Regions from separate parts of the Homo sapiens genome. Here region 2 is linked to region 1. The links are chromatin loops, found by intact Hi-C in ENCODE. Cell type or tissue: heart right ventricle. All regions are shown on one strand. Links, peaks and the distances in the headings refer to the core of each region. The heading gives the core; the rest is flanking DNA. Region 1 holds the start of LINC00887 (long intergenic non-protein coding RNA 887). Region 2 overlaps LOC102724877.

Evidence for each region. A loop is a pair of places that touch in the nucleus more often than their neighbours do. Peaks named below come from ENCODE experiments on the same cell type or tissue, not always from the same donor. Only the 100,000 strongest peaks of a DNase experiment are listed, where the experiment ranks them.
Region 2: it touches region 1 in a loop (3-fold over the local background); 74 of 110 quality-filtered maps call a loop at or near these places.

The regions. Positions count from the first base shown.
Region 1 is chr3:194,309,670-194,325,751 of GRCh38, reverse strand. LINC00887 (long intergenic non-protein coding RNA 887) reads left to right here and starts at 12,948. Exons shown (of 3, transcript NR_024480.1): 1 at 12,948-13,151. RefSeq lists enhancers at 2,350-3,549, 4,718-5,012, 9,779-9,828, 9,694-10,194 and silencers at 4,718-5,012, 9,899-10,238. In heart right ventricle, for the core only: a CTCF peak has its summit at 9,906 (motif pointing right); DNase peaks (open chromatin) are centred at 10,001 and 11,961; H3K4me3 peaks cover 978 bases; H3K27ac peaks cover 756 bases; H3K27me3 peaks cover 5,202 bases.
Region 2 is chr3:194,118,335-194,134,416 of GRCh38, reverse strand. It overlaps LOC102724877, which reads right to left. Exons shown (of 6, transcript XR_002959666.2): 6 at 10,943-11,594. Among named protein-coding and RNA genes, the nearest start is that of HES1, 9.8 kb to the left of the region's middle. RefSeq lists a silencer at 1-191. In heart right ventricle, for the core only: a CTCF peak has its summit at 6,022 (motif pointing left); no DNase peak of the experiment used is centred there; H3K27ac peaks cover 367 bases; H3K27me3 peaks cover 2,278 bases.

The DNA of each region.
Region 1 (16,082 bases), core at 5,073-13,072:
AGAAGTCACTGCCTCTTTGGAGTTCAGTTCCCCAGATGTAAGGGGGTTTGACTCTGGAAGACCCCTCCCTCCTGCCACCCTGTGGCCACAGAAGCTTAACTTGATGGAGTGGGGGTACTGATAAAGAGTGCAATGCCTAGGGACCATTTGGTGAGCCTTTAGATAGCTTTTATCCAGAGAGATGTGATGAAAATCCTATTAGAAGGCTGATGAGATCACGGAATTATCTCATTAGCTGGTAGAGTGGGGACATGTGAGCATTTTACAGAAATCAAATCCCAAGAGTTCAGGAGAGAGCTTGTGAGTGAGGAAGTGTGTGTGTGTGTGTGTGTGTGCATGTAAATATGTGTGGTGTGTGTAGTATGTGGGGGGTGTGGTGTGTGAGTGTGCGTGTGGTGTGTGTGGTGTGTGTAGTGTATGTGGTGTATGTATGTGTGGTGTGTGTGTGTGATGTGTGTATGGTGTGTGTGGTGCATGTGGTCTGTGTGGTGTATATGTGTGTGGTGTGGTGGTGTATGTGTGTGGGGGTGTATGTGTGTGTGTTGTGTGGTATGTGTGGTGTGTATCTGTGTGGTGTGTGTGTGGTGTGCGAGTGTGCATGTGTGTGTGGTATGTATGTGGTGTGTGTATGTGTTTGGTGTGTGTGTAGTGTGTGATGTGTGTGGTGTATGGTGTGTGTGTCTGGTGTGTGTATGGTGTGTGTGTAGTGTGTGTATGTGGTGTGTGGTGTGTGTGGTGTGCATGTGTCTGGTGTGTGTGTATGGTATGTGTGTCTATGTGGGGTGTGTGGTGTGTGTGCGTATGTGGTGTGTGGTGTGTGTGTATGGTGTGTGTAGTGTGTGTGTATGTGGTGTGTGTGGCGGGTGTGTTTTGTATGTGTAGTGTGTGTGTATGTGGTGTGTGTGTAGTGTGTGTATGTGGTGTGTGTGTAGTCTGTGTGTCGGTGTGTGTGTGTGTGTGTGTGTGTATGTGGTGTGTGGGTGTATGTGTCTGGTGTGTGTGTGTGTGTGTGTGTAGTGTGTATGTGTGTGTGTGTGGTCTGTGTGTCGGGTGTGTGTGTGTATGGTGTGTGTGTGTAGTGTGTATGTGGTGTGTGTGTGGTCTGTGTGTCGGGTGTGTGGGTGTATGGTGTGTGTGGTGTGTGTGTATGTGGTGTGTGGGTGTATGTGTGGTGGTCTGTGATTTTAGGTGGATGTTTTAGGGTGGTGAGAGTTGGAGCCTCAGAACCAAGGGCGTGGACATAAGGTCCCTGCCGCTGAGGGCGGGACAAAAGGAGTCTGAGCGGAAGAGCTGCCTTATATGTCGGCTTTTGCCCACTCACATTGCAAAGAACACAAGAGCAGCCTGGGCACAGGGTGAGTCGCTGCTGCATGGCGGAGGGCAGCAGTTGCTGTGTGGCATCGTTTCTGGTACAGAGTCCACCATGACCGGATCAACAACGGGGATGGAACTCAGCTTTCTGGAGCCGGTCTTGAGAGGGGTGGGGTTTTGAGTGATGGGAGTCTTTTTCAGCCTGCCTCCAGCATCCAGAAAGTACATTGGCAGGACACGGGGACCTTGCGAGGCAGTGTGCTCCTGGCTGACCCACTCCGTGCCTGGGAAGGGACACTGCGCCCCAAAGAACGCTTGGGGCCGTGGTCGGGTCACGCGGAAGCCTGAACGCCAAGCAGTCATCAGGCGAGATTGATGGCAGAGGAGTGGTTTGGGGGAGGCCCGGGTGGCCTGCTGCAGCTTCACCGCTGTTATTTATGGCCTCGCTGAGGCGTCAGTGACTGGGTTGACAGCTCGCTGTAAGCTGACCTGGCTGGCGCACTGCCTGCAGCCTTCTGCCTGCCCATCCCTCGGCGTGAGGAATGTCAGCCTCGGAGACAGTGACCAGACGCAGTAGGTGTGGAAGGACGGGTTCCAGAATCCTCACCCCGAGACCTCTTTATCCGGAGAGAGGCGTGTGTGCGTGTGTGGACACATGCTTGTACCCCCTCCTATTTATACAAGCAGACATTTGTGACAGAGACACAGCGCAGCTAACTTGATTCTGACTTTTGGTACAGGGGAAATGAGCACAAATAATCCCAAATAATAAGTAAAATCCCAAAGCAGTTCCTGGGGGATGCAGTTGATTCAGGAAATGGGCATTGAAGGGATTTCGTTTTTGTCTTTGTGATTTGTTTTTGCTGTGTGTGGGGGGGGGTTTATTTTTTATTTATTTATGTTTTTTGAGATGGAATCTCACTCTGTCCCCAGGCTGGAGTACAGTGGCGCGATCTCGGCTCACTGTAACCTCCGCCTCCTGGATTCAAGCGATTCTCCTGCCTCAGCCTCCTGAGCAGCTGGGACTACAGGCGTGCGCCACCACGCCCGGCTAATTTTTGAGTTTTTAGTAGAGACAGGGTTTCACCACGTTGGCCAGGATGGTCTCAATCTCTTGGCCTCGTGATCTGCCCGCCTCGGCCTCCCAAAGTGCTGGGAGTCTGCTAGGACTGAATCTGAAAGACTGGAGAAAGTAAGACGTGTGGGAATGGGGAAGGAGATTCCAGGTCGGGGGTGGCGTCTACTGCAGGCCTGGGTGTTGAGGAAGCACAGAGTTTGGGCAACTACAGGCGGTTGCCTGGTGTGGAGCAGCTTGTGCTGGAGGCAGGGGTTGGTGATGACGAGGAAATCGAAGCCCAGAGCGCATCATTCACTTGCTCAAAGTCACACAGCTTTGCCGTCAGAACTGGGGTGATGCTGTGGGCGTGACAGCCTCTCCAGGCCAGCTCTGTTTCCCGCACACTATCCTCTCTCCCCTCCCTGAGGCTGGCACATCCCCGAATCACCCGATACCACCTTGCCCTGCCCCACCCAGGAGGCTCAGCTCGCGGACAGAGTGACTCAGGCATTAATCAGCTTTTCCCTGGGTTGAGAAAACCTGAGACAGAGAGCTACAGTCGCGCCTGCCACATCTACCTCCCCAGCCATCCTACTCTCTATGCTGCTGCAAACTAGACATTCCTTCCTGGAGGGACCTCTCGCTTCCCATCTTCAGATCAGGACGCACGGTCTCTTCTCCGCAGCTGCTTCCTCTGGTGTTCCTGTGCTCCTGTCGGCCCGCTGCTCCCACACACATGCCCATTCTTCTCGGGCTGGCTTGTATCTCAGGGTTACGCTCCCCAGGTCCCTTGCTCCAGGTAGGTTTGGCCAATAGCAGGTGAGGAGAGGGTGGGCGGAGGGGAGACGCCGGGGCATTTCCTCCCCTGGGTCCCTGCTCTAGGAAGCATCTCTAGCAGGGCTTGCGCCTCCCCGGCGCCAGTTCCCACTGCGCAGGTCTGCTGTGGCTTCTGCCTGGTGGGCAGCTCCCGGCCTCCGGGCTCCACCTGCTTCCCTTTTCTGTCCCTCCTGCTCCAAATGGTGCAGCGCCGTCCTCCCATTGCTCACCTCGGGGCTGCTCACCATCTCGTTTGCCTTCTCAGTTTTTATACCACCGATGCAACCAGTCCCCTGGATTAAACTCCCTCTGTTGGAAATACTAGCATGGTTCCTGATGGGCCGGGCCCCTGGCTGATACACTTCCTTCTAGGAGGATGGCACCGGGTCAGAGTGTTCAGACTTGTTGACGTCCCTCCCCCCACTCAATTCGTCACTGAGCCAGAAGACTGAGCCTTGGGAATGTCTCTGAGCCCACCCCACCTCTCCTCTCTGGCAGCAGCCTTGGGCGAGTCCTGCCCTGGTCAACCCCAGCAGCCTCCCACCAAGGCCAGCCCAGCAGCCCACCCTCCCACGGCTGCTCAAGCCCACCAGGCCATGCTTTAGACGAGGCTCTGTAACTTTGCAAATCAAGCATGCACCGTAGGACCAGCCTTTCCACTCTGCTCCCAAGCTGCCTTCCAGCCCTGTGCCATCCTCTACACACCCCTCCCCCCGCTGTACACCCCACACCCCATTACCAGGCTACCAGTCACTTCCCAAACACACCCTGCACACTGGTCTGCTCGCTGTCTGCTTTGCCTTGTCAGTTTTTGTACCACCTATATCTATGCAGCCAGTCCCCTGGATTAAATTCCCTCTGTTTGCAATACTAGTGGGCTTCCTGTTGTGCTGGACCCCTGGTGATATATTTCCTTCTAGGAGGATGGCAGCAGGTCCTCTGCCTGCTCGTTCATGCTGTTCCCTCTGCCTGAACTGCCTCCCCCTCTTTTTTTTTTCTGAGATGAAGTCTCCCTCTGTTGCCCAGGTTGGAGTGCAGTGGCTTGATCTCAGCTCCCTGCAACCTCTGCATCCCAGGTTCAAGCAATTCTCTTGCCTCAGCCTCTGAGTAACTGGGATTACAGGTGCCCACCACTATGCTCAACTAATTTTTGTATTTTTAGTAGAGATGGGGTTTCACCATGTTGGCCCAGCTGGTTTCAAACTCCTGACCTCAATTGATCCGCCCACCTCAGCCTCCCAAGGTGCTGGGATTACAGGTGTGAGCCACCATGCCCAGTTGGCCCTCTCTTTTTTACTAGTAAAAAGTCTATTGATTCTTTTGATTCTTTAAGACCTACAGCAATTGCTGCGTCCTCTAGGATGAAACACATCACTACCCATTCTGCTTTCCTTGGCCGTCTGTCCCTGCCTCTGTGAGGGCCCTTCTCACAGGCGATGTGAATGTCTCCAGGACTGGGACCCTGTCTCAGCCCTCGTGTACCCAGATTCCTAGCACCGAGGCCAGCCCTCACACAGGAACTCAGGAAATGTTGACTGGAGTGGAAAGTGCACCTTGAAATCACCTCACCCCCGACCCCAGTCCCTTGGAGACGGGGCGTGCTCCCAGGCTCCTTTTCTGTTTGAACAGCCAACCAGAGAATGAGGGGCCTCCCCTGTCCTAACCCCAGGGCTGTGCATTTCTGTGACATTCTCAATGATCCTGGTTAATGTTTAATTCCAGTTTCTTTGTTTTCTGTAAAGTTGATAACAGAGTGGTGTAGCAGAGAATGTAAAAGACCAAGACCCACAGCAGGAAAACAAATACGCACCCCGTTTTTACTTAATAATTAAAAGTTAGTCATTTCCCAGAGCTTTTTGGGAATGAATGGAAATGAATTCAGAATGTTAAAATCCAGCCCTGCAAAATGCTATAACCATATAAAGAGCATTCATGATGCTTGCATCACAGGCCCCAGGGCTGGTTTTGCACACCAGCCATGTGCTGGCCTCTACAAAGATTCTGTCTTCCTGAAACTTCCATCAGTGTCTGACTCCTGCATCACAACACAGATGGCTTTTCTGCGGGATCCTGGATAAAGCCTGAGCTCATCAACCTTAACTTCAACACCCTCCCTCCTGGCCCTTTTCAACCTTTTCAACCTTGGCTGTCTCCGTGGGAACCCTCTTTTCCAGCCAGACATCCTGTTTACAGATCTCAGATGGGCCATGGGGCGGGTCTCACTCCTGCCCTCTTTGAGGACAGGGTAAAGGAGTGGTTAGGAGTATGAGGTCCAAATTCGGGCAGGCCAGGGTTCATGTCCAAGCTCCATCATATCTAGGCTGGGATAGCCACACCACCTCCAGGAAGCCTGCTCTGGTTTTCCTGACCCATGGCCATGCATTTCTCCAGTGTCTGCCTGCTCCAAGTGTCATCACTGCCTCCGTGGCATTGAAACCTCGTCAGTCTTGTGATATCTATTTCTCTGTCCCTTATTCATGTGTTTGTCTAGTTTCTCCATCTGGACTCTAAATGCTGTGCCCACAACAGGCTATTATGGGTCTCTGTGTGTCCCAGACTGCCCGCATGAATAATGGCTGATATGGCTTGGATTTTTGTCCTCTCCAAATCTCATGTTGCAATGTGATTCCCAGTGTTGGAAGTGGGGCCTGCTGGGAGGTGAGTGGATCATGGGGGAAGATCCCTTAAGAGTAGGTTAGCACCATCCTCTTGGTGATATGAGTTCTTGCTCAGTTAGTTCATGTGAGATCTCGTTGTTTAAGCATCTGGGACCTCCCCTTTCTCTCTCTCTTGCTCCCACTCTCACCATGTGATGTGCCTGCTCCCCTTTCTTCTTCCACCATGAGTGGAAGCTTCCTGAGGTCTTTAGCAGAACCAGATGCTGGCACCATGCTTCTTTTACAGCCTGCAGAATTGTGACCCAATTAAACCTCTTTTCTTTATAAATTTCCCAGTCTCAGGCATTTTTAATAGCAATGCACAAACGGACTAACACAGAAAATTGGTATAGTGAATAGAGTATCGCCATAAAAATACCTAAAGATGTGGAACTGAGTAACGGGCAGAGGGTGGAAGAGACTGGAGAGCTCAGAAGAAGACAGGAAGATGAGGGAACGTCTGGAACATCTATGGTTGTGACAAAAATGCTGATAGAGATATGGACAGTGAAGTCCAAGCTGACAAAGTCTCAGATGGAAATGAGAAAGTTATTGGGAGCTGAAGCAAAGATCACCTGTGTTATTCCCTAGCAAAGAGCCTGGATGGATTGTGTTCATGTCCTAGGGGTTTGTGGAAGGTTGAACTTATTTGGTGGCAGCTGGCAGAAGAAATTTCTAAGTATCAAGAAGTGACGTGGCTGCTTCTAACAGCCTACGATCAGATATGGGTGTAAAGAAATGACTTAAAGTTGGAACTTATACATGAAAGGAAGCAGGGCATAAAAGTTCGTAGCCTAGCCATGCAGCAGGGAAAGAAGAAGCATTTTCAGGAGCGGAATCCAAGCAGCCAGTGTAGCAATCATTTGCTAGAGACATTAGCATGACTAAAAGGGAGCCAAATGCTAATATCCAATACAATGGGGAAAAGTTCTCAAAGGCATTTCAGAGGTCTTGGAGATAGCTCTTCCCATCTCATGCTCAGGGGCCTAGGAGGAAAGAATGGGTTCAGGGGCCAGGTATGGGGCACTGTTGTCCAGTTCAGCCTCAGGACACTGCTTGCCACATCTCTGCTGGCTCAAAAGACCCCAGGCCCAGGTACAGCTCCAGTTGCTGCTTTGGAGAACGCAAGCTGCCATAAGCCTTGGCAGTTTCCACTTGGTGTTAAGCCTGCAGGCACACAGAATGTAAGTGTGAAGGAGGCTTGGCAACTTCCACCTAAATTTCAGAGGATGAATCAGCAAGCCTAAGGTGGCTGCCCAGGCAGAAGCCTGCTGCAGGGGTGGAGCCCCCACCAGAGAAACTCTACTAGGGCAGTGTGGAGGGGAAATGGGGGTTGGATCCCCCACACAGACCCCCCACCAGGACACTGCCTAGTGGAGCTGTGGGAAGGTGGCTGATGTCCTCCAGACCCCAGAATGATAGAGCCACTGACAGCTTGCATACTGAGCATGGAAAAGCCACAGGCACTCAACTCCAACCCATGAGAGCAGCCACAGGGCTAGACCCAGAAAAGCCACAGGGGCAGTGCTGCTCAAGGCCTTGGGGGCCCATCCCTTGAACCAGTGCACCCAGGATGCAGGACATGGGATCAAGGATCATTTTGGAGCTTTAAGGTTTAATGACTGCCCCAATGGGTTTCAGACTTGGGTGGGTCTGGTAGCCCCTTCCTTTGGGTCAATTTCTCCCTTTTAGAATGGGAATATCTACCCAATGCCTGTGCCACCATTGTATCTTGGAAGTAAATAACTTGTTTTGATTTTACAGGCATATAGGTGGAAGGAACATGCCTTGGGTCTCAGATGAGACTTGGACTTTTGGATTAATTCTGGAACAAGTTAAGACTTAGGGGGACTATTGCAAAGGCATGATTGTATTTTGAAATGTGAAAAAGACATGATATTTGGGTCCTGGGCGGGGAATAACGTGGTTTGGATATTTGTCCCCTTCGATTATCATGTTGAAAGGTGATTCCCATTTTGGGGGTGGGGCCTGGTAGGAGGTGAGTGGATCATGGGGGAAGGCCCCTCGTGAATGGTTAAGCACACCCCTTGGTGATAAGTGAGTTCTTGGTCAGTTAGTTCATGTGAGATCTGGTTGTTTAAAAGAGTCTGGGACCTCCCCCAACCCCTTGCTCCTACTCTTGCCATGTGATGTGCCTGCTCCCCTTTTGCCTTCCACCTTTCACCATGAGTGGAAGCTTCCCAAGGTTCTTACCAGGACCAGATGCTGACGCCATGCTTCTTGAACAGTCTGCAGAATTGTGAGCCAATTAAACCTTGTTTCCTTATAAATTACCAGCCTCAGGCATTTCCTTATAGCAATGCACAAATATACTAACACAATGGCCATAGACAGCGCTTACCATTAGCTCATTTAACTTGTCTACGAGGGCAGCACAACTTGGGGTCCACATACTCATGCCCAACTTCATTGGCCATTCAACTCCAGCCAAGTAACAGGACGAAAAGACAGAAACCCACCATAAGCTGCGGCTGAAGGTGGCCATCCAGCCCACTGTTGGGACAGAATGCTTAGTGTGTACAGATTTGCTTCGGTGTCCCTAAGATAGGCTTCTGACCTGTCTATTTTCCCTGAGAATTCAGAATAATCATGAACAAGATGGGAGTATGAATCTCAGCATGGAGGCCCAGTGGCTGACACCTAGCTTTCAAACCTAAACATCTTGCACAGGTTTCCTTGTACCATGTTCTCTGATGCGATGTCCTGTGTCTCTGCTCACTGCTTCAGTGCCCTCCCAAGCAGCCGGGATGGAGCCCGGGCCGCCACAGCCCCCCTGGAGTGCGTGCCGCCTGATAGGTGGATCAAGAGCAGAACTCACATGCTGCCTCCTGGGGAGGAAGGGGGTTGTTTATGACCATATGAGCTTTGAGGTACCCAGGATGACAGGCCACCCTAGAACCCAGGGAGCTTGGGCAAGTTCATCCCCTTCTCTGGGCCTCAGTTTCCCTCATCTGTCCTGCAAAAGAATTGGATCAGATAATCTGGGACATTCTATCCAGCTCTCTGATCCAGAGATCAGGTTTGGGGCCGGGTGGGGGATGTGAAGTGGTCTTCCAAGCTGTCAACATAGCCTGATTGTGTAAGGCCTGCACAAATGGTGTTTAGAGCAATACTTTCAAACCTTAATGTTGGGTGAATCACCTGCGTCTAGAGAAAATGAAGATTCTAGCAGGAGAGAGTGGAAGAGTGGTTACCAGAGGCTGGGAGCAGGGTTGGATGGGGAAAGATTGGTCAACAAGTACAAAGTTGCAGCGAGGAGGAAGTTCTTGTGTTCTATGGCACAGCAAGGTGACTGTGGTTAACAGTACCGTATTGTACATTGCAAAGTAGGTAGAAAAGATTTACAATTTCTTTAGCAAAGATGAGATGATGGATAGGCTAAATACCTTGATTTGATTTTTACACAATGCATACATGTATCAAAACATCACATTGTACCCCAGAAATACGTACAATTATGGGTCAATAAAAAGCAAAATAAAATATGTAGATTCTCTCTCAATGGTTCTGAGGCGGGGTCTCTAAACCTGCATTTCTAACAAGCTCCCTGGTGATCCCGCGGTGCCGGCTGAGTCGGTGCCTTGATTAGGAGGGTTTGGCACTAGGTCTCCAGGTGTGATCCCGGAGCGGCAGCATCGGCATCACCTGGGAACCTTGTAAGAGCGAGTAGGGCCAAGCTACAGAAGTATTGGGTCAGAAACTCTGGGGTAGCGCCCAGCAATATGTGATGTAACAAGCCCTCCAGGCGACTCCCATGAGCTCAATTCTGAGAACCACTGCTTTAAGACAACAGCTTCTAAACTGGGCGGTGCATAGGAAGCACCGAGAGAGTTTTTAAAAATACTGGGGCCTGGGGCCCGCTTGTCGGGGTTCTAATGTAATCGGAATAGGTGCCTCCCGGGCATCGGGATTTTTACAGTCTCCCCAAGTGATTCTAATGTGAAGTCAATGAGCCTTAGGGCGGACAGAAGATGAGGGCTGCGGGGCTCCCAGGCTGCGAGCCTGCGATTCTTCTGACGGCGCTTTCCGGACGACGGCCACTAGGGCGCGCTGTGGCACCGCTGGGAGGCCGGCTGCGGTTCAGCCTCCTCTCGCCAGCGGCTGGAGGAGCTCCGGGCTGGGAGGCGGCGCGAAGCCCCGGGGGTCGGAGCCTCCGGGAGCGGCTTCTGGCCCAGGCCGGCCCGCCCCCGTGCATCGGCACCTAATTAATGCTGGCCGCGGCCTCGCCGCGCTTGACGTCAGTGATGTGCTCCGTGCTGGGGAGACGCGGCCTTTGCAGCCGCTCGGCACAGGTTGCTTCACCCTGGCCAGCCCTGCTGCCCGCCCCCTCCAGGCAGAACGCCGGGCTCACCTCTGGGACCGAGCCCTTGCTCATGCTGCTCTGATGACACTCACGCGAGAGTTTCTCCCCCATTTCCACCCGGCAGGACACCAGTTTCCTTTTCCATCTTCCCTGGCTGTTCTCTGCCCCTCCCCTGCCTTTTCAGAACACGGAGGGTCCCGGAAAATCCCACAGGCCTGGGGCTTTGCCAAGTCAGCCGCAAGAACCACCTCTCACCTTTCCCTTTCTGGGTCTCTCCTCTGCTCAGTTCCTTTCCTGTTCCTGCTCCTCCTTTTTCTCTCATCTGAGCCGTGTGGATCAGATACTTCCTGCCTATGCGTTCTCATGCACAGAAGTGGAAGAGATGGGATGGTGAAGGGGGGATTGCCTTCTTTAGCAGCACAGATAGGACTGCGTTTGTAAGGAGCGTTTTGTATGTTGGGGGTGACGAGGTTGCTGATGAAACTCTAGTGTTCTGTCCCCCACAGCCACATTACTCCCTTTAAGCAGCGATGGGAGTTGATTCTGGAGAGGAGAACTCAGCCGAGTAGAGCAACGCTGTCTTGTCTAGCTGCCCCAGCTGGCTGGAAGGGTCTTCCATGGCTGGAGGAGTTTCCCCAACCAGGACGCCAGAACTGTCTTTTTTTTTTTTTTTTTTTTTTTGAGACAGGGTCTTGCTCTGTCACCCAGGCTGGAAGTGCAGTGGCGTGACCGCAGCTCACTGCATCCTTGACCTCCCAGGCTCAAGCGATTGTCCCACCTCAGCCTCCTGAGAGGCTGGAATTACAGGCATGCGCCACCACGCCCAGCTAATTTTTTTTTATTTTTTGTAGAGACGGAGTCCCACTGTGTAGCCCAGGCTGGTCTCAAGCAATCCTCCTGCTTTGGCTTCCCAAAATGCTGGGATTACAGGTGTGAACCACCCCGTGCCTGGCCCAGAGCTGTCTTTATCATAAATGTTCCACGCCATATTTCATCTCTGCCCATCCCCTTATCCCCATTCCCAAACCTCCAATCTGATATTTGTGTGAGATTTCATTTGGAGGAAGGCCATGTACATAATGGTTTGGATGATGCCTGATAGCCTCCCTGGCTTTGCCAGCCCATAATTCTAAGATGGGAAGAGATGTTGCTGGGGAGAAGAGGCGGAGGCTTCTCTTCTGATTCCTGCCTGGAGCCCTGACTGCAAGGGTTGCTCCTGGCTTCCCCCATTTGAACCCCACCCCTGGCTGGCCAGTGAGGGGAGCATTCCCTACAGCCCCAGGGAGGGAGAGGCTGCCAGCGGCCAGACAGGGCATTGGGCAGATGGCACAGAGCCAGCCCAGCCAGGTGGGGAAATTGAGACCCAGAGAGGGTAAGGGACTTGCTCAAGGTCACACAACCAGACCCTGGCAGATCCCTTTCCACGCTAATTCCTCAGAAGCTCCTGCTGGGGTCTCTAGTGGGATACTTTGGACAGCCCTGTGGGAGTGGCGGCTGGGTTCCACCGGGAGTGGGGTTACTTTGAAGAACAGTAGTCTCTCCTTGAATCCAGATGAGCAGATACGGTTCCAGGGCTCAGCCTGACCCTGAGGCTGTCACAGCTGGGGCAGGGGCTGAGGGTGGAAACTGCCTCTAAGAGCTCAGAGGGCGTTTAGCCTGCCAGGCACAGAGCCTCCACCGGGGACAGAAAGCCAGGAAAAAGGTGTGGGACGTCAGTACGAATCCTGCTCCTTCCATCGTAGACTCTGAAAGTAAAGGTCCAAGCTTTGAATTGGATCTCAGCTGGGGCTGGGGGCTGGCCAAGAAGATTGGGGTGGCCACACATTTGGGCAAGTTTCCCTACTGCCTCCGCAATGCGCCTGGCCAGGGCCCAACTGGAAATCAGAGACCCATGAAACATCAGCTCAGGGAGCATCAGGGATGCATGCTCGTGCTTCAAGAGGAAGAAACCCCGAGAGGAGGCTGGGAGAGAGACTGGTCCAAGGTCACTGGACAGTGAGTGGTGGAGCTGGAGCTTGGACGTGGGCTCTGGACTCTGGATTGTGTGTCCCCGCCACTGTCCTGACATCCATGTGGACAGATGCCCTGATCCCCCTCTGCAGGGGCTGTTCTCTTTTCCTCTCTTTGGGGTGTATAATGTGTTTGTCTTTGTGTGTGTGTGTGTGTGTGTGTGTGTGTGTGTGTGTGTGTGTGTGTAGACATTTTTTATTTTGTCTCTTTACCTCCAAATCCTATCTGCTTCATAAAACTCAGAGAAAAAGTCTATAAGCTCAGTCACCCATTCCAGGATCGCTGTCAGGAAATCCTCGTTCCCATCTCACCCGCATCCCCCACGCTGGAGCTTAAGTCCTTCCAGGTGGGGCTGGCAAGAGTCTGCGGGACTTACTCCAAGAGCCCCGGGGAAGCGGGCTGGGCTGTTTGGGGAGGAATGCTCACCCGGCAGTGTGCAGGCCTGGCAGGGCTGCCTCTAAACCCAAATTGCAGTCCCCAAGCACGTGCGCTTGCTCTGCCTGAGATCTCCAATGATGCTGCTTTGGCGGGAGTACTGATTCTAGCCAGTGATTTATCATCTGTTTACTCAGAGAAACTGCTTGTTCATTTCTGCTGGTGGGAAGGGAAGGAGGGAGGGAGGGAGGTGAACGTGTGTCCTGTGAGCTGCAGAGGTAGCCGGCAGGGATGACTTATACACTCCCCTCGATGGGTGACCTCCATTCACTCTTCCTCCCCGCCTCTCCGCCTGATGAGAAACAGAATGTGCTCCCTCCCCCCTGGGAGGCTTCAGATTCATTTTCTGCTCAGACACCGTTGCTTGCAAAATTCCACCCAGAAGATAAGGGAGGGAGTATCGCTGCAGCGTCCTGCTCTGTGCCTGGTTATATTACTGGATCCTTGTGTTGCAGCCCTAAGATAGAAGGATTGTCTCCATTTCACAGATGAGAGAGAACTGATGCGCAGGAGGCTGAAATTGTCTGAAGTCACACAGCAGGTGGGTAGAGCTGGGACCCAACCCCCGTCAGGCTGGTGCCAACTTCATGCTCTTGGAGCAGTGTTTCTCCAAGTGTGCATCTCGAACCACCTGCATTAATTATAGTTACTTCTTCCTTCAGTCTCTGTTGTTTTCAACAGGGAGTTACTGACCTAGGCATGGCTCCAGGCTCATGGGATTCAGCAATGAGGAAGACAGGTCCTGGCCAAAGGAGGCCAAGAACAAACAAGTATAAGCAATAAGTCAGCCGGGTGCTGTGGCTCATGCTTGTAATCCCAACACTTTGGGAGTCTGAGGTGGAAGGATCACTTGAGCCCAGGAGTTCGAGACCAGCCTGGGCAACATGGTGAAACCACATCTCTACCAAAATATACAAAAATTAGCTGAGTGTGGTGGTGCACCTGTAGCCCCAACTGCTTGAGAGCCTGAGGTAGGAGGATTGTCTTAGCCCAGGAGGTTGACACTGCAGTGAGCCGTAATTGTGCCACTGCACTCCAGCCTGGGCGACAGAGAGAGACCCTGTCTCAAAAAAAAAAAAATTAAAAAGAAACAAGTCAATATCTAACAGGTGAGAGCACTAGGGGGAAAAGGAGAGCAGGGTGAGGTGCTGGGGAGTGACGAGGTTGTATGTGTGTTGCAATTTTAGATAGAGTGGTCAGGATAAACCTTACACAGGTGACATTTGGACTGAGACTTCAAAGAGGTTAAGTGTTTTGCTATTGAACCTGTATTTCCTGCACCTGCTTCAGACCTCCTCATTCAGAACCTGGCAGGGAAATGAGGCCCAGGAATACGTATTTTAACAAATCCTTTATCCACACCGCAATTTGGAAATCGCTGCTGTTTACCCTGGTGCTTCTTCTTCTACCTAACGGGTCAGGAAATATGTGTTCAAATCCAGGAATGGCTTTAGGGATTCAAGAATGAAGCTGGAATCCCGAGTCCTGGTGACGATTCCCTTCATGACTTGATAATTGGCCAATACTTAGTAACTAAACCAGGCAAAATGCACCTATGACTGTGACTGAGTCTGGAAAGCTCTGTGCCAGGGCAGGACATGGATATGCAGTCACAGCGTGACACAGATTACTGAAGTACAAGTTGGTGTCTTGAGGAGTGCATAACTTAGAAGGCTTGGGTTCTACGTCAGGCTCACCTGTGGTAAGCTTGGGCCAGTCATTTGCTTTGTGGAATTTCAGCTTCCAGGTTTGGGAAATGGAGCTGTTAGACCTTTCCCTACTTAGCTTATAACACTGCCACTACTTCTACTACCAGCCAATCTATGTATCCATCCATCTATCCATGCATCCATCCATCCATCCATGCATCCATCCATGCATCCATCTATCCATCCATCCATCCATCCATCTATCCATCCATTCTTCCATGCATGCATCCATCCATCCATCCATGCATCCATCCATCCATGCATCCATCCATCCATCCATCCATGCATGCATCCATCCATCCATCTATCCATCGATCCACGCATCCATCCATCCATCCTCACCACCACCATCAGTATCCTCATTTCATTTTATCAGCATTTCTGGCATGGCCTATATTCAAACCAACAAAATTCCAGTCCAATAAAATAATTTGGACATGCCTAACACTTACTGTAAAGGAATTTGGCCTGAGAAAATAATGAAGAAAAACTGTATAGAGAGTAATTAATTCTCCATACATTGGATATCAAAATCTTTAATCTTGGAAGATTAAATCTTGGAAGTTCTTTTCAATGAAGTCCAAAGGTGGGTTCATGCCACTGGCTTGGGGGAGCCAGAAAAGTGTCTTGTAACTTCAGTTGCGGTGAAAGCTGCTGTGAAAGGCAGCTTCAGATTTCCCCTGATGGCGGGCAGCCCTGCCTCTGTGCCCAGCCCTATTAACTGTTGGCCTCCCAGTTGCTGAAGCCAGCCAACAACATCCCCTGCCATTTGAAGTGCTTATTGGAAAAGCAGATTTCATCTTGGCTGGAGCTCTGAGCAGTTCCTTGTGTGGGGTACTCCCCAGGGCTGTAATTGAACACAAGAAAGCGTCGGCCTACTTTTGGCATTCCTGCTTTCATCTCAAAGACACATTTAAAAATTTATATTTAAAAAATGTCAGGGAAAGGGGCCAGCATGGCTCGTGTGGCCACTGGTGCCAGAACACCCAACACAGCCGCTCCAGGAGCAAAGGCTGCGGAGGATGAGACAGGAGAATTAGGACCATACCGTGTGGCAGTGCTCCATGCCCAGCTTCCGGGAGCTTGCCTGTGTGGCCTGAACAGTGAGGTGCTTTTGAGGCTGGGCCTCTGTCTGATCTAGGCTTTGCAGAGCAGGAGTTTGAGGGTTCAGATCAGGTCCCCCTCACAGCAGTCCAATTGGGTGAGAATTTTCTAAAAGCTGGGGGAAGAGGGTAGTCCAAGACCTACTTGGACACTCACCCCAGGGTCTGGGCAGCCTGGCTAGCAGGAGATGCACTGTCTTCCCAAGCCCCACCTGTTGTGCTGCTGCGGAACGTGGTTCCAAGGGCTTCTATCTACACTGGTGACTGTGGGTGGGAGAAAACCACTGAGGAAAAAGACCTACTGCTCCTCTGGCAGGATTCTGAAAACAGTAGGTGTCTAACGGATGTATGTTAGCTTGCTCTCACATGTGAAAGGATTGCAGTTAAGCACAACGCAACCTTTTTCTACAGCTCTTAGTAAGATCTTCTCTAGGGGCCATTGTAAAGCTAAACCACGAAGCTTCATGGAGGGCTGAAATAAGATAGCATACACTCAGAAGCCTGGTCTCTTAGGGACCACCCGCTTCCCTGCACAGGGTTACTGTTGCACTGTCAGCTTGTGGCCCACTATGACCCTCTTAATCTTATTCAGGAATTTTTGTTTATAGGGAATCATCATTCTGTATGCAATTGGCTTTCCCTCTGAGTGCAGGATCCTGC
Region 2 (16,082 bases), core at 2,659-10,658, 190 kb after region 1:
GGCCGGGCCGCTCCCCCTCACTACGCCCGGGAGGCCGCCGGCGGGCGCCCGGGAGGAGGCGGGCGGCGCGGGCGGCTGCGTGCTGCCTGCTGGCCGGGCCGCGCGCCGGGAGGAGTCGCCGCCGCCGCCGCCGGGTGCCACGTGGCGGGCGCCGGGCCGGGAGCGCCAGGGCTCTGGCGGCGGCCTCCCTGGGGGATTTGCCGAGCCGGGCGGGCGGCGCGCACTGCCTGGGCCGGCCGGCCGCCTCCTCCGCCTCCCTCCCGCCTGCCCGGGTCGCCGGCCCCCGTGCCCCCACCCCCCCTCCGCCCTTCCCGCCGCCTGGGAGCTCGGCTCGCGGCTCCGGGCAGCCCGGGAGCCCAGCGTCTTGTTTGATGTGGCCTCCCGCCCCCTCAGCCCTTCCCGCGTCCCGGAGGCCTGGCGCACGGTTCTCAGACACTTCATTCCTTCCGGCCTCCCAGCTCCCCACTGAGATAACGTTGTCAATGATTTCGCCAGATCTCGTCCCGGATGAGATTCAGTGGTTCCTGACTCTGGGTGACCTTGGGCAAGCCCCCCTCTCTCTTTCATTGTGGAACACACGCGCAGTGTCAGACACTGTGTTAAACCCTGGGATTTCCACGGTGAGAGATACAGTGGCGGCCTGCTAGAAGTTGACAGTAAACTGCGGGGGCAGACAGACGCTGATTTTCTGATTGATGACTGGACATTCCTTTATTTTTCCTTTCTTTTCTGAGTTAGGTGGTGGCTTGAGAGATCAGGAGGACAGAAACAAAATATGAAACCATACTTGTATGGATAACAGTATTGCTGGTCTACCTGGGTTTACAGCAGTGAGTAAGACCGTTATTGCTCTCTGGAAGCTAACAGTCTAGAGATACATATAAACGTGTACAGCTGACATCTACGGATGGCCCAGTAAATTCCTCTGGGAAGTCGTAGGTTCAAGAGAGACGTATGTCTGGATAGAGGTAAAATGCTATGGAGTTTCAGGAGAATTAAGTTACTTTTAAGTTGGGGTACCTTGGAAAACTTCCTGGAGGGATTGGCCTGTGTACCTTGAAAAATAGGTAGGATTGGGGCATTGGGAATGTGCTTAGTCGTGGGCTGGAGAGGATGCAGGTACCCATGGTATTAAAGGCCAAGATCCTGGAACTTGAAGACTTTATTCAGGGAACATGGTCTGGAGCCTAGGGAATGTGAGGGACTGGAAGAGGCAGCTTGAGGCCATGTCACAAGCTCCTTAAACATCTTGCTGAAGGACTTTGGACCTTATCTTTAGACAGTGGAGAGCCATGAAACATTCTTGAGCAAAGAAGAGGCATCAGGGTTTCCCTTTAGAAAGATGGCTCTGGCAAAAGTGGGAGAGTGGATTGCAGGGCTTGGAGGCAGAAAGGGCAGTTAGGCAGTTCAAGCCAGTGAAGAAGGTTCCTAGGAGGCAGGTGCAGACTGACTCCCAGAGGCATCTGTCTACATCCAGCTCCTCTGGACATTGACCGCACGCTCTTGGGAACTGAGTTCAACTCAAACCTGCCTACCCTTTAATGCAGTGTTCCCAACCCCCAACCAGGAACTCAGGAACTCAGATTTAATTCCTGAGTCTAACTAAGGAATCATGGCTCTGACCGTATTAACCTAAGCCTCATTTCCACCTTCCAGGATAGTCCTCCAGTCTGCAACCAAACATTTCCCTCATCGAAGGCTTTGGTTTACTCACTGTTGCCCCTAAGGCTACTCTGAGATTTTTTTTAAAAAATGTTTTCTTACACTGCAGAGTGAGCTGTGCCCTGTCATGTTCTGAAGAAATGATGAACAATGCCTCCTTTGTTGACCTGCAACCTGGGCCAAAGGGGAAGGAATTTTCTTTCTTATTTTAAACAGATGGAAAAGTGGTGATGACAGAAAATTGTCTGTTGCTTTTGGAAAACGTAGGGTTTTCCTGTGTGGTGAAAATCCTCTTGGTGAAAGGTGATGAGCCTATGAAGTTACCCTCCTTTCTGCCATGGCCCCAATAAGCTTTGCAAGCTTCTTAAAATGCTTCTACTGAGCGTCTGACTTTTTAAAAACTTCCCAAATACACTGACCCAGATTCTTCTGAGGAACTAAACCCTTCCCGGGGAAGCATGTTAACCCTTTCCAGGTTCCCCCCAAATCTTTCAGAACCAGTGCCTGCTCTGCTAGGCTCTGCCAGGCTCTGCCATGACATTGACTGCTGTCTGCTGGTCGGCCCTCATTAACTACTGGGTTATGCCACTCCCTGCCCATTCTAAGAGACTTTTTCATCTGATTCTGTTCCCCACTCTTATTTGGTGCCCTGAAGGTGCATGGGGAATGGAATATGGTCAAGTTAGGGTCTCACTGAAGGGGCTAAAGCAGCCTCGTGGGTCAAATAGTTAATCAGCAACTCGTTTATTGCCACTTTGGGAGTGCTTGGACTGGTGGAATGGGCAAGTAACTTTCACACACACGTTTTTAGATAGGGGGACAGAGGCTCAAGTAACAAAAAAAATTATGAATTTGTGTCTGGACCAAAAATAAATAAATAATAAATAAAAATAAATTCCAGGAACTCTCTGGCTTTCCACTCTAACCATTCAAGAAGAGTTTCTTGCAGATGGGCTCACAGATGACTTTTCAGTTTCCTTATGCTAGGCAGTGAAAATAGGACCAACGTTGTCCTCTCCCCACCCCTTCTCAAATGGGACAGTAAGCTCCTAAACTCAGGAAGAAGCATCTGCATCTGGAAGAATGCTCTTAGATAGATAGAAACAGCCTTTATTTTTCAGTCATCCTTTTCCCCCGACTCCCAAAGCAAAGAGAAAATGGAGCCCAGTTCATCAGTGGAGGTCACTTCTTTGATCCCCCTGTGACACCAGCATCGTTCTGAATCGTTCTCACCGTGTCATGCCCAATACATACAACCAGGGGCTCCCGCACTTGTCTCCACCCACAGCGTCCCCCCACCCCCGCCCCGGAAGGGCGACTTCTCTGTCTTACCGCATCACCTGTTTGCTTTCAAACCATAAAACAAATAACTGCATCTCTAGTGAAACTCCCCTTTGTCCCCTAGGTATCAGAGTGGTTTGTGGGTTTGGTTTAAAGCTACAGAAAGGAGAGAGCAAGAGAAGAAGAAAAAAGGTATTTTGCCTGAGGACTTGAAGCTTTTTTTTTTCCCTTTTCCTCCGCATGACTGACTTTCTCACACTCAGATTCCCTCCAGCCTGCCAGAGACGTGGTAGCTGCCCTGCCAAGAGCTATCCTGGGAGGGCTATTGAACGAGCTTTGAGTAAGTACACACACGGTGGATTTTCTCCTCCCCTCGGTACCTGCTCTGCACCTGTACAGGGAGCAGTCCCACACATATCACCTGATCACAGCCCTTTCAGGGACCGTGAGAAAAATAAAGCCCAGGATAGAAAAGACATGTTTGTCATCTCTCCAGGGCTGCAGCCAGCTTCCAGCAGTCCCAGTGCCCAGAAACAGCACATTCCAGGCCGGCTGTGCATGCATGTTTGCTGGGGCGCGTGCCAGGTGGGGGTGCTGGGAAGGGGGGGGCAACTAGAGGTCACCTTTGTAATGACCACCTTGCTGCCCCCGTTCTCTGGCATGTGCTGACTGGTAGCTTGAGAACCCTCTACTAGAATCAGTATCATAGTCTTTCTAGATAGCAGTCTGTATGTGCTGATCGCAGAATTCATAACCAGGATTTTTTTTTTTTTACCTATAAAGCCCCTGAAATGGAATTTCAACGTGTGTCTGTATGTGCATATTTAACAGGAGCTTAATAAATATTTTCCAAATGCATAAATGGATGCATCACGTTTTCTTTCTCCTGAGAAGAGGGTCCACAGCTTTCAGCAGAATCGCAAAGCTCTTTGCAATCAAAAAAGGTTAAGGAAAGCTGATCTGGAGTCTCTGCTTACTAGTGGGTACTCTAAGCCCCAGGGAGGGAAGGGACTTGCTCAGCTGCCCACAGCAGCATAAGGCTGGGGGTGTGTGGGGGGTGTAGGGTGGGCAGAAGCCAGCTGGGAGCTGTTTTCACCACACCAACTGCTGTGGTCCTTGGGTAATTTTCGGTTGGGTTTATAGAGTTGTGATCACCAAAGCCTGCATTTAAAATAGACACAATAAAGCTACTTTGAATTGCTACAACTTTTGACTCCTGAATTCTGAGGCACTTGAGCAGCTCTGCATCCAATTTTTGGATGTAGAAAGGGATAGGTGAGAAAGCAAAGTGTCTGCGGGGAAAAGAGGAGTCGGGAGTGCTTGGAGCAAGAGCCCTGGTTGTCATGCAGAGGCATTAGAAACAACTGCAACTGCATTCCATCTTTGATAAAAATGAGTTGCTACTTCTGAACAAAATGCCTGGTTGATTCCTGGCCAAGCTAGGACCTTGCACTGCAAACTGGAGGTGGGGGTGGAAAACAGAAGCTTTCAACATTGGCTAACGGCAGCCTGTAATACTCCCCCCACCCCCCAACACTCGCTTGGAGCCAGTGAAACCAAGGGAATGTGCACTTTTCTAATGGCTCTGAAAGAGGATGGTTGCCAAGAAAGCCTTTCCCAGTAGGGTGGGGGCGGGGCATCCTGGAATGGCTTAAATCACACGTTTGGCCCAGCCACAGCAGCGGCGGTGGGCAGGCTCTAAATGTGCTCCCAGCTAACCTCCTAACCTCTGAGCAGAGCTTCAGTGAGGCGAGCCTGCAAGGCCAGGGATGAAGGAGGGTATCCCTGAGGGATCACAGGGATGCTAACTTGTACCCTTGTGCATGAAAGGGTCAGAGCCATGCTGGGGCTGGGGCATATGGGGGCAGGCCCAGGGACCTCAGGAAGCCTCTGGAATGTGGGGTGAAGCCCATCCCCTTTAAACTCAGGGCATGCATGTGTTTGCCTTGCTGATAAGCTGCCCAAATGGTAACGTCAGACCAAATTTCTCCAAAAATCAAAAACAGAAAAACTGAGCTATCCAGAAAAACCATTTGGTAAAACTTAGGACCTGAAAGTGATTTGGGATGAATCAACATATTTTCTTTTTTCTTTTTTTGAAACAGAGTCTCACTGTGTCATCCAGGCTGGAGTGCAATGGCATAATCTAGGCTCACTGCAGCCTCTGCTTCCCGGGTTCAAGCGATTATCTCATCTCTGCCTCCCAAGTAGCTGGGACTACAGGCATGCACCACCACACCTGGCTAATTTTTGTGATTTTAGTAGAAATGGGATTTCACCATGTTGGCCAGGCTGGTCTCAAACTCCTGACCTGAAGTGATCTGTCCACCTCGGCCTCCCAAAGCGCTGGAATTACAGGCATGAGTCACTGCACCCGGCCTAAGCCACCACACCCGGCCATACAACATATACATATATATATACTTTGATATGGAGTTTCACTCTTGTTGCCCAGGCTGGAGTGCAATGGTGCAGTCTCGGCTCACCGCAACCTCTGCTTCCTGGGTTCAAGCGATTCTCCTGCCTCAGCCTCCTGAGTAGGTGGGATTACAGGCATGCGCCACCATGCCCAGCTAATTTTGTATTTTTAGTAGAGACGGGGTTTCCCATGTTGGTCAGGCTGGTCTCGAACTCCCAACCTCAGGTGACCCACCCCCCTTGGCCTCCCAAAGTGCTGGAATTACAGGCATGAGCCACTGCACCCGGCCACAACATATTTTTCGTTACGATCATCATCATCAGCATTCTTGCATTATCTCACAGATTATAGAAAGATGGAAGCTGGAAGAGAAGGGAGAAGGTACCTAAGAGGTCACCGAGTCAGCCCACTCCTTTCATGGACAGGGAAACTGAACCCAGGAAGAAGCGACTTGCACAGGGTCAAGCAGCCTCCCAGCGGGGGAGTAGCAAAACCAGAACTGCCCGCCAGTCTAGAAACTCTCTTTACTGTATCTCTCTATAGGAGAAAAACATTTTTAAATATTGTCTACAGCAAGTGACCAACATTACCACCAAACATGAATTTTATAGCTAAGACACTGAGCCATCTGCTGGTGAGTGATTTTGGTAGTGTCACAGAGCACAGTCCCAGGTTTGCCGTGCTGTGATTCTCCTTTCTCAGATTTGCTCATCACGCTATATTCTCTGAAAAAGAAGGGATCTTAATTTCTCAGCTCCAGGACATAGGAAGTCTCTTTCAGGATCTGTCCAGGATAGGCAGGCTGCCTCTCAGTCCACCAAACCAAGCCAAACCACATGTCCTCTCTTCTTATAATTGCCAATGTGTTTCCCTGATTTGTGCTCTGAAAGGAAGATTGGAAGAGGGAATAGTTCTAGCTCCAGAACTGATGCTCCGGTGGTGCTACGCTTTTATCTCAGGACCAGAGAAGACATGATGGTAGGAATACAGAGAAGGGGCTGGAGCACTAAGACACTGTGCTGCTGGCCGGCTTCACGCTTAGGAGAGGGAGAAGTGAGAAAAATAATGGATCTTCCAAGTGGTTGAGAGATGATGTTTGCAAATGAAATATATATTTTACTTTTAGATGTCAGGCATAGAGAACAGGAGAAGATGGTCCAGGCAGCTGCCGCAGCTGCAGCTCAAGATGATATGACTGGGTATGGTTGCTCATGCCTGTAATCCCGGCACTTTGGGAGGCTGAGGCCGGTGGATCACTTAAGGCCAGGAGTTTGAGACCATCCTGGCCAACATGGTGAAACCCCATCTCTACCAAAAATACAAAAAATAGCTGGGCATGGTGACACGTGCCTGTAGTCCCAGCTACTCAGAGGCTGAGGCATGAGAATCACTTGAACCCAGGAGGCAGAGGTTGCAGTGAGCCGAGATATTGCACCACTGCACTCCAGCCTGGACAACATAGTGAGACTCTGTCTCAAAAAAAAAAAAAAAAGACTGATGGGCTCTAGCATGACTGGGCCCTTCTGGTCTCTTCTACAGAGTGGGAGGTTCCTAAGGTACCTGTCACCCACATGGTATTACTTGACAGTTGACGAGGCACTTTCGCGTCCACCATAGCATTTGGTCCTCATACACAGCCATTTGTTCTAGATTGTCTAGGCTGGAAGGGCTCTGATGGGCATCCCAGGAAGGGAGAGATTGGATTTATGTGGTCAATGCAGGAGACATTTGGCTGGGCTGTGGGCTGTTGGGGACTCCGGATATGGGATAGACAGGAATTCTGGAAAATAGTACCTCTAGAGAGAAAGGGTGGAGAAAGGAACTTACAGGCCAGGAGAGAACTGACTTTTCTTTCTTAAGGAGAGCCATGGACAAGAATCAGATTTCCAGAAATTGGAACAGAGAGGACAAAAGAGATGTCTGTCAATCTGGTAAAGAATGTCAGTAATCCGGAGGACAGGTGCATCTTTGCGGGAAGAGGAAATGAGGGAAGTTCCTTTTCTTGTGGAGGAAAATCAGAAGGGAGAGACATGAGGGAAAGGAGTCCCACTTAGCAAAAGGATGACTGAGCAGATTCCGGAAATGACACAGAGAAGTAGGATCCCAGGCGTCCCTGCACGGAGGGTCGAGCTGCCTAGTTCAGCATTTAGTGCAGAAAGGCTTTCTGGGAAGATCTCAGAAAAGAAGACCAGGTTTGAGAATGAGGGCCCGTGTGGAATTCTGGAAGCTGCATCGCTTTTTACTAGTTAGTTGTTCGTGCCATGCTGTTTGTATTGCCATAGGTGTAACATACAATCCCGTAGGCTACCATGGTGTGTATGTGCCACATTCTCTTTATCCAGTCTATCGTTGATGGGCCGTGGGTTGGTTCCAAGTCTTTGCTGTTGTGAATAGTGCTGCAATAAACCTACGTGTGCTGAGATCATGTCCTTTGCATGGACATGGATGAAGCTGGAAACCATCATTCTCTGCAAACTAACACAGAAACAGAAAACCGAACACTGAATGTTCTCACTCATAAATGAGAGTTGAACAATGAGAACACATGGATGCAGGGAGGGGAACCACACACACTGGGGCCTGTCAGGGGGTGGGGGGCAAGGGGAGGGAGAGCAATAGGACAAATACCTACTACATGCAAGGCTCAAAACCTAGATAATGGGTTGATAGGTGCAGCAAACCACCATGGCACGTGTCTACCTGTGTAACGAACCTGCATGTTCTGCACATGTATCCCGGAAATTAAAGTAAAAAAAATTTTTTTATATATATGTATGTATGTATATATACACATACATTATATATGTATATATACACACACATTATATATGTATATATACACACACACACTTTTTATATGTGTGTATATATACACATTTTATATATATACACACATATATATACACATTATGTGTGTGTGTGTGTGTGTGTGTGTGTATATATGTATATGTAATCCCATAGGCTGGAAAAGTTGTGGGTTGTTTGGAGATGATGACCAGGACTGCGGACTTAGGGGGACCATACCCTGCTACTCAGTCTAGGGGTGATGGTCCAGGGCAGGAGGTCGGGGGACAGTGGCTCAGAACAAAGGGTGAGGCAGTACACTGAATCCTCAGAGCTTCAGAGAAAGGACCGAGCATGAATCTCCATAGTTCCTTAACTACTGTGGGCAACTGTCTACATGACAGAGCTCATTTTTGGATTCCCTCAGCCTCACTCGGTGTATTGACATTATGTTTAGTAGGGAAAAGGAGTCTGTCCTTTTGCGGACTTGGACTTCCACAGACCAGCTTTGGTTGAAATCTGAGAGGACTCAGGGAGAGCGGGTTCTCTTGCAGCGTGCTGGTGTGTGCCAGGCTCACCTTACCTGATGGGAGGTCTCCTAATAAAGTCCCAGCATGTTGCTGGCTCCTGGAGGAGGTTGCCACGCTGTGCATATATCATACATGTATCCAGCTGTGACCTTTATTTCAATAGGCTCTCACAGTCATGGAAGCACCCCAGTACTCAAGTTCAAGTATTTGATCTCCTTGTTATGGGTGGCTATTCATCTCCTTCCCTGCCCTCAAAGCCCTGGCACCTGGGGCAGACCTAGACTCGGCATCTAGCACCACCTGTCACCTGGATGGAGGGGTAGAATCCCAGCTCATTTTCTTTGTATTGAGTGAACCTGCACTGATGACAGACAGTATAGTCAGTGGCTAAGACCATCCAATTTCTAATTGTCTGTTTAACTTAATTCCACTCGATAAATATTCTTGAGCACCTACTACATGCAAGGCAAAATTACCTACCTATTTTGACAATTACTTCCATCCCTGCCTGCTATTCAAATGCTATTAATCTGTGCAGAGTGTGACACCCCAGGCTTATATTATAAAAATTTCCCAGCTGGGTGCGGTGGCTCACGCCTGTAATCCCAGCACTTTGGGAGGCCTAGGTGGGTGGATCACTTGCGCCCAGGATTTCAAGGCCAGCCCAGGCAACATGGCAAAATCCCATCTCTCCACAAAAAAAATACGAAAATTAGCTGGGCATGATGGTATGTGCCTGTAGTCCCAGCTACTTGAGAAGCTGAGGTGGGAGGATCACTTGAACCTGGGAGGTGAAGGCTGCAGTGAGCCAAGATCGTGCCACTGCACTCCAGCCTAGATGACAGAGCTAGACCCTGTCTCAAAAAAAAAATTCCCCTTCCTTCCCACATCCTTGATCTCTATTGCTTTTCTGATAAAGAAGCTATGAAACACCTCGTGGTATTAGGCGAATACTTTTCACAGAACCGTCACTCTCAAATATTTGGAGAATAAATCCATAAATGAACTCAGACTTAAGAACAGGTTTTATTGGATTCAAGGAACCCTCAGAGGGTGAGCCTATTCTTCTAAATTCTCTCTGGCTGCTGAATCAAAGGGGGTGGGTTTACTTTGACCACTCCTGGTGACCACCTCTGGGTAGCCGGGATACCTCTCCAGACAGCTCTGTTCTGTGCAGTCAGGTGAATTTAGAGGAGTCTGTGGCTGTCTGTGTTTTCCCAGGCCTATCTTTATTGATGGTTATTAAAGACACACCACCACATGGCAATATGCAAGTACAAAGCAATTCCCAGGGTAAGGTACGTGGGAAGAGGCAAGATACTGAGCTCCCAAACAATTCTACTGTAATCGCAGTCTGCCATATCTATGTATAGTTAATAAGTAAGATTTAAGCAGGCAGGTTCCACTGCTGGGAAGCAGATGGAAGGGGAAAAAAGGCCAGTAGGCAGATCACTGGTCCTTCTGGAAGACTGGAAAAGAAAGTGTGGAGGATGCCTGGGACAGGTGAGTCCAGTGAGCAGTCGCCGGGGTAGTGTACAAGCCCAGCCAAAGGTCCTGAGGTAGGGCCGCTGCTCACCTCTTTTCCCACCTCACACCTCTTTTCATACGAGCTCCCTGTGGAAGATTCCGTATAACTAAGAAATAAATAGCAATTGTGCCCAGACACCCTGGGTTAAATAAGTGTAAACACAGCACACAGAAACACCTGTTTTGACAGAGCACCTCAACACACCTGTTGTTTTACAATGCTGAGTGATATCGGTAAAGGGGTCTATAAAGCGGAGGTGAAATGCCCTCCTAGATGTAAATAGTGACTTGCTCTGTGAACTTCAAGTGTTTTACAGCTGAGATTTGACTGGCCTGCTGATTATTTCGGTTAGGAATGCTGAACATATATTTACATAGATATTTGGAGAAACTGGATAGCAGGGTGGTGAAAAGGCCAACTCCGGAGCCAGACTGCCTGAGTTCATGTTCCACTTGCTTGCATTCTAGCTGCGTGACATAACAATTCTGTACCTTGATTTACCTACCTGTTCAATGGGGAGGTATTCATTGTACCTACCTTATAGGATTGTTATAAGGACCAATATATGTAATGTGCTTAGTACAGTGCCTGGCATTTTGTAAATACAATGTAAGTTCTTAGCTACCTTTATTATTACTATATAATAAACATCTCTGATATGTAAGATAGGTACTCTCATTCATCTAATGAAAATTCACAAGGTGCTAATTTTTTCAAAGAAATGGATGGCAACCACTCTGGTAAATTGGTTCATGAGTATATTGACAAACCAAAAGCTTCAGCCAGTTTCTTATGAATCACAGGTTCTAAGGCTGGGAGAGACCTTAAGAAATGATCTGACTTCTTCTTTTTCAGGGAAAAGGGTCCCCACCACCCAAGCACTGTGATTTCGGCTTTGTGTGCAGGCAGATGCAGAGCTTGTTGTGGTCCTGCCTTGAAAAATTGAAATGAGCCTCAGGTTCACAGAAAGACGAGATCTGAATGGAGGCAAAAGCATCAGGCGTCAATATGGGCCTGGCGTGCAGGATGCGCGGGTGGTCCTCCCTCCCTCACGGAGACAGGAGGGCATGGGAAGGGCTGCAGAGGGAGGGGGAAATCAAAAGCATAAACCTGGGCAGATCCTCCCTGGACACCCATCTCACTTGTAGGAGATAAGATTGGTGGGAAAGATGAACACCCAAGACCCTCCCTGCTCCAGTTCTGTGGAGGTGACCATATCATTTAGGGTTCAAACTGGAACACTTTTGAGAGTGGAAGATAATGCTAGTAACACTGATGCTGGGACAACTGGCATAGGCTGGGATACATGACCATCCCGGTTCTGCGGGCCTCCGACTGTATGTGCTAGATTCACGTGTCCATTCAGTCGTGGTGTGAGCAGAGATGCTTCCTGAGGGACAGGGAGAAGAAATATTATTGAAAAATCATTCATGTTTTAGCACCTCCATATCTGTGAGGGGTGATACCATTGATCTACCATCCTTAGAGGGAGGAACCCCCATTTTTGAGGCTAGAGGACCTCCCTTAGTGTGTATAGGGGCAGGGAGAAGGAGAGGGAGGTCCCGTGACGCCTGTGCTTACAGTGTATTTGACATGACTTGGTTTCTTCTTCTTCCGTAGAGCAGATGTGCTCTGGGCTTGCCCACCTGTCAGTTTGCACCCAGGTGTGGCCGCGGCATAGAAATTCTACAATGGACTCTTGCTTCTACCAGCCATGGTTGAGAATGTTCATTTTTTGATGGTGTGTGCTTATGGAAAAAGTAACTACTACAGTTTGAAGTCCAGACCATAGTTTAATGGCTGAAGGAAGTCTCCTGAACGAAGGAGCACTTTCCCACGTGAAATATTTGCCCTTTTAGCCTTGAATTTAACTAAGTTTTTAATGGTTAAAAAAATGCTTTTTTTCTGAATAGGTCAAAATCAAGGTTTGTACTTTGTTAATTTCCTTCAAACAAACAAACAAGAGAAGAAAAATGGCTCCCTTGCCTGAGTGCTCATATATATGCCTATTTAATGATTAATAATACCTTGTAGGTTATTGTTTGATGTGGCCTCTATTGGTTTGAACAGGAGAATACTGATTCACTCTTAAGGCATTTATGAATCACAAGTGTTTACCCTGAGACAATAAACGAAAGGGAGAGATAAAAATAATACCCAAATATGCAGAGTTCTTTGAGTAAAACCTGGAGATAACGTGGGACCTCAGTCTTTGATATCCTGAGTGGGGGCCACTGCTTTCTCTCACAGAATAAAGATTGTGTAGAATGACCAAGACGGGCTTTTGAGTTTTGTAGATTTTTCCTTTCACTTGTTGGTAGGTTTGAGGCAGTTTTTTTACCCTGGTTTCCATGTCACGTACATTGGTTTTCCCTCTCCCTGGTTTTGAGGTAACTCCATGCCGTTCATTTGCAAGGAAGAACCTTTCCAGGTCTGCAAAGAGCGCCCTTCTCTAGAGTTTCACTATTTTCCCCTTATTCCAGAGGAGGCTCCAGAAGTAACCCAGATGAGAAGAGAAAGGCCGGCCTCCGAGGTGCTGGTGGGGCTGGAGAGCAGGAGAGCAGGAGGGATTCAAGAGATTAAGAGAACCGACAAGTCTTGGTGACTGGATTGGACCATGATGGAGAAAGAGGGGTCCAGAGACGACACTGAGTGGGTTGTGGTGGCTCGTGCCTGTGGTCCCAGCACTTTGGGAGGCCACGGCGGGAGGATGGCTTGAGCCCAGGAGTTTGAGAGCAGCCTGGACAACATAGGGAAACTCCATCTCTACAAAAAAAATGAAGAATTAGCAGGGTGTGGTGGTGCCCAGCTGTGGTCCCAGCTGGTGGTGCTCAGCTGTGGTCCCGAGAGGCTGAGGTGGGAGGATCACTTGTTCTTAGGAGGTCAAGGCTGCAGTGAGCTGTGATTGTGCCACTGCACTCCAGCCTGGGCGACAGAGTGAGACCTTTTTTTTTTAAAAAAAAAAAAAAAAAAAGGAAAGGACACCAGGTTTGTTACTTGAGCAACTAACTGGCAGACCCTTCTTCCAAATTCCAAGTTTAATAATGATATCTCCTAGACTGATTTTCCCTCCTCTCTGCTGAGAAGTATAAAGTTCTGTGAAAGAAGATTGACAAATTTGCAGTTACCTCTGATGATTTTTTTTCAAAATGTTTTGCTTTGAGGTAATTTTAGATCTACAGAGAAGTTGCAAAAATAGTAGAGTGAACTCTCTTATACCCTCTAACCCGCTTCCCCTTATGTCAGTCTTACACAACCGTGGAATAGTCATCAAAATTAAGAGAATCATCTTGGTACAATACTATAAATGGCAGACTTGATTTGGATTTTACCATTTTTTCCTAGTCAAGTCTTTTTTTCTGTTGTAGGATTCCATCTGGGATTCCACAGTGCATTTAGAAGTCACGTGTCCTTACTCTCCTGCACTTGCTGACGGTTTAGGGGACTAGTTAGTTATTTTGTAGCCTGCTCCTCCATTTGTGTTTGTTTGGTGTCTTCTCAGGATTGTGTCGAGGAGCTGCATTATTGGAAGGACATCACAGAGAGAATGTGCCCTTTCCAGGCGTCATGTCAGGGGTTCCATGATGCCACTTTATCTCATGGCTGATGTTAACCGTGATCACTTTGTTGAAGTGGTTTCTGCAAGGATGGTTCACTGTAAAGTTACAATTTTCCCTTTGTATTTCCTAAATATTTTTGTAGGGGGTGGAGGAGAGTACTTCAAGACTATGCAAATGGTCTATTTCTGCTTATACTTCTGTCTACTAAATTTAGAATCCATCAAAGGATCTTGCCTGTAGCAACTATTATTGTGGTGATCTAATGGGAATTTTTTCAAATTTCCCTCATTTCTTCAACACTTATTAATGGGAACTCTTCCAGAGGAAGAGTTTGCCTGACATTACATTCTGAGAAAGCAGAAAAAAAAAATCCGTATGCTTTTGGAGCCTACATTTTAGATGAGACAGATAAGCAAAATAAATAAATCGGTTGAATGCTATTTTAAAAGGTAATTGGTACTCTAGAGGGAGATTAAGTGGGGAAAGGGGAAGGGGAGTGCCGGGAGGGTGCAGGTTTAAATTGCATGCTCAGGAAAGGCCTTAGAGAGATGACTTTGACTTTGAGCTTGCTGGGGGAAGCTTTCTAGAGTGAGGGAACAGCAGGTGCAGAGGCTCTGAGGCAGGACCACCTGCTCTAGGAACAGCCAGGAGGCCAGAGTGACTGGGGCAAAGTGAGCAAGGGGAAGAGGAGGGAGATGGAGCTGAGAGTGAGAGTGATGGGGCCCGATGATGCAGGCTGGTGAGAAGGAGGGCATTCTAAGGATCTAGCTGTTGCTCTCGGGGAGGCGGGAGCCATTGCAAAGTTTTGAGCAAAGCAGTTACATGACATGCTCCATTGTTTTATTTATATTTATTTATTCATTCATTTATTTTTGAGATGGAGTCTTGCTCTGTTGCCCAGGTTGGAGTGCAGTGGCACAATCTCGGCTCACTGCAACCTCTGCTTCCCCGGTTCAAGCGATTCTCCTGCCTCAGCCTCCCGAGTAGCTGGGACTACAGGCATGTGCCACCACGCCTGGTTAATTTTTTGTATTTTAGTAGAGACGGGGCTTCATCATGTTAGCCAGGATGGTCTCAATTTCCTGACCTCATAATCTGCCCATCCCAGTCTCCCAAAGTGCTGGGATTACAGGTGTGAGCCACCGTGCCTGGCTGACATGCTTCATCTTTGTAAAGGATCAGTTTGGCTGCTCTGTGTAGGCAAGGATAGAGGTAAACTGTAACCTTAATCCAGGTAGGAAGTGAAGCTGGCTTGGAACAGAATGGTAGGAAAGAGGTAGTTGGATTTTGGACGTATTGTGGGGGTAGAACTAACACAGCAAGTTTGGGCAGCACTCGCTGGCCACATGGATGTAAACCGTGTGACTCCCCCATGGGAGCCTTCTGTAATCTGGATCCACTTTTGTTGTCTCTATGCTGCACCTCATACTTGTCTCTGTCCCAGGACCAACCCTCTACCAAGGCCAAGCCACTACCAACATTTGCTCGTACAGTCTCCCAGCCCTCAGTGTCCTCAGCCAATCAAGATCCTTCCCGCCCTTCCAGGCAACCACCACCCCAACACCCACTAGCCCTCTGAACACCTGCTGTCTAGGTCATGGACAGCAACTAGGCTCTGCTTCACGTGTGCAGCCCCTGGAGGAAGGTACAACCTCAAATGCCGCTGCAGCCTCAGAGGCCCTTAAACACAAGAACCAGCACTGAGTACATCACGGGCTCAGTGGTTGGCTTGTTGGTATACGGCATATGCTAAGAATGAGACACTGTATTATGTTTCCTCTTACTCATGCAAGTACATGTTGCATTGTACTCCACATGGATTCATGTTGTTTTTTTTTTTTTTTTGAGACAGGGTCTCACTCTGTCATCCAGGCTGGAGTGCAGTGGTGCCTTCTTGGCTCACTGCAACCTCCACCTCCCAGATTCAAGTGATTCTCCTGCCTTAGCCTCCTGAGCAGCTGGGACTACAGGTGCGTGCCACCACGCTGGCTAATTTTTGTATTTTTAGTACAGATGGGGTTTCACCATGTTGGCCAGGCTGGTCTTGAACTCCTGACCTCAAGTGATCTGCCCACCTCCACCTCCCAAAGTGCTGGGATTATAGGCGTGAGCTATCGCACCCGTATTTCTTTTTATATAAAAATTATGTCTCCGCCAGGCACGGTGGCTCACGTCTGTAATCCCAGCACTTTGGGAGGCTGAGGTGGGCAGATCACAAGGTCAGAGGTACGAGACCAGCCTGACCAACATGGTGAAACCCCATCTCTACTAAAAATACAAAAATTAGCTGGGCGTGGTGGCGGGCACCTGCAATCCCA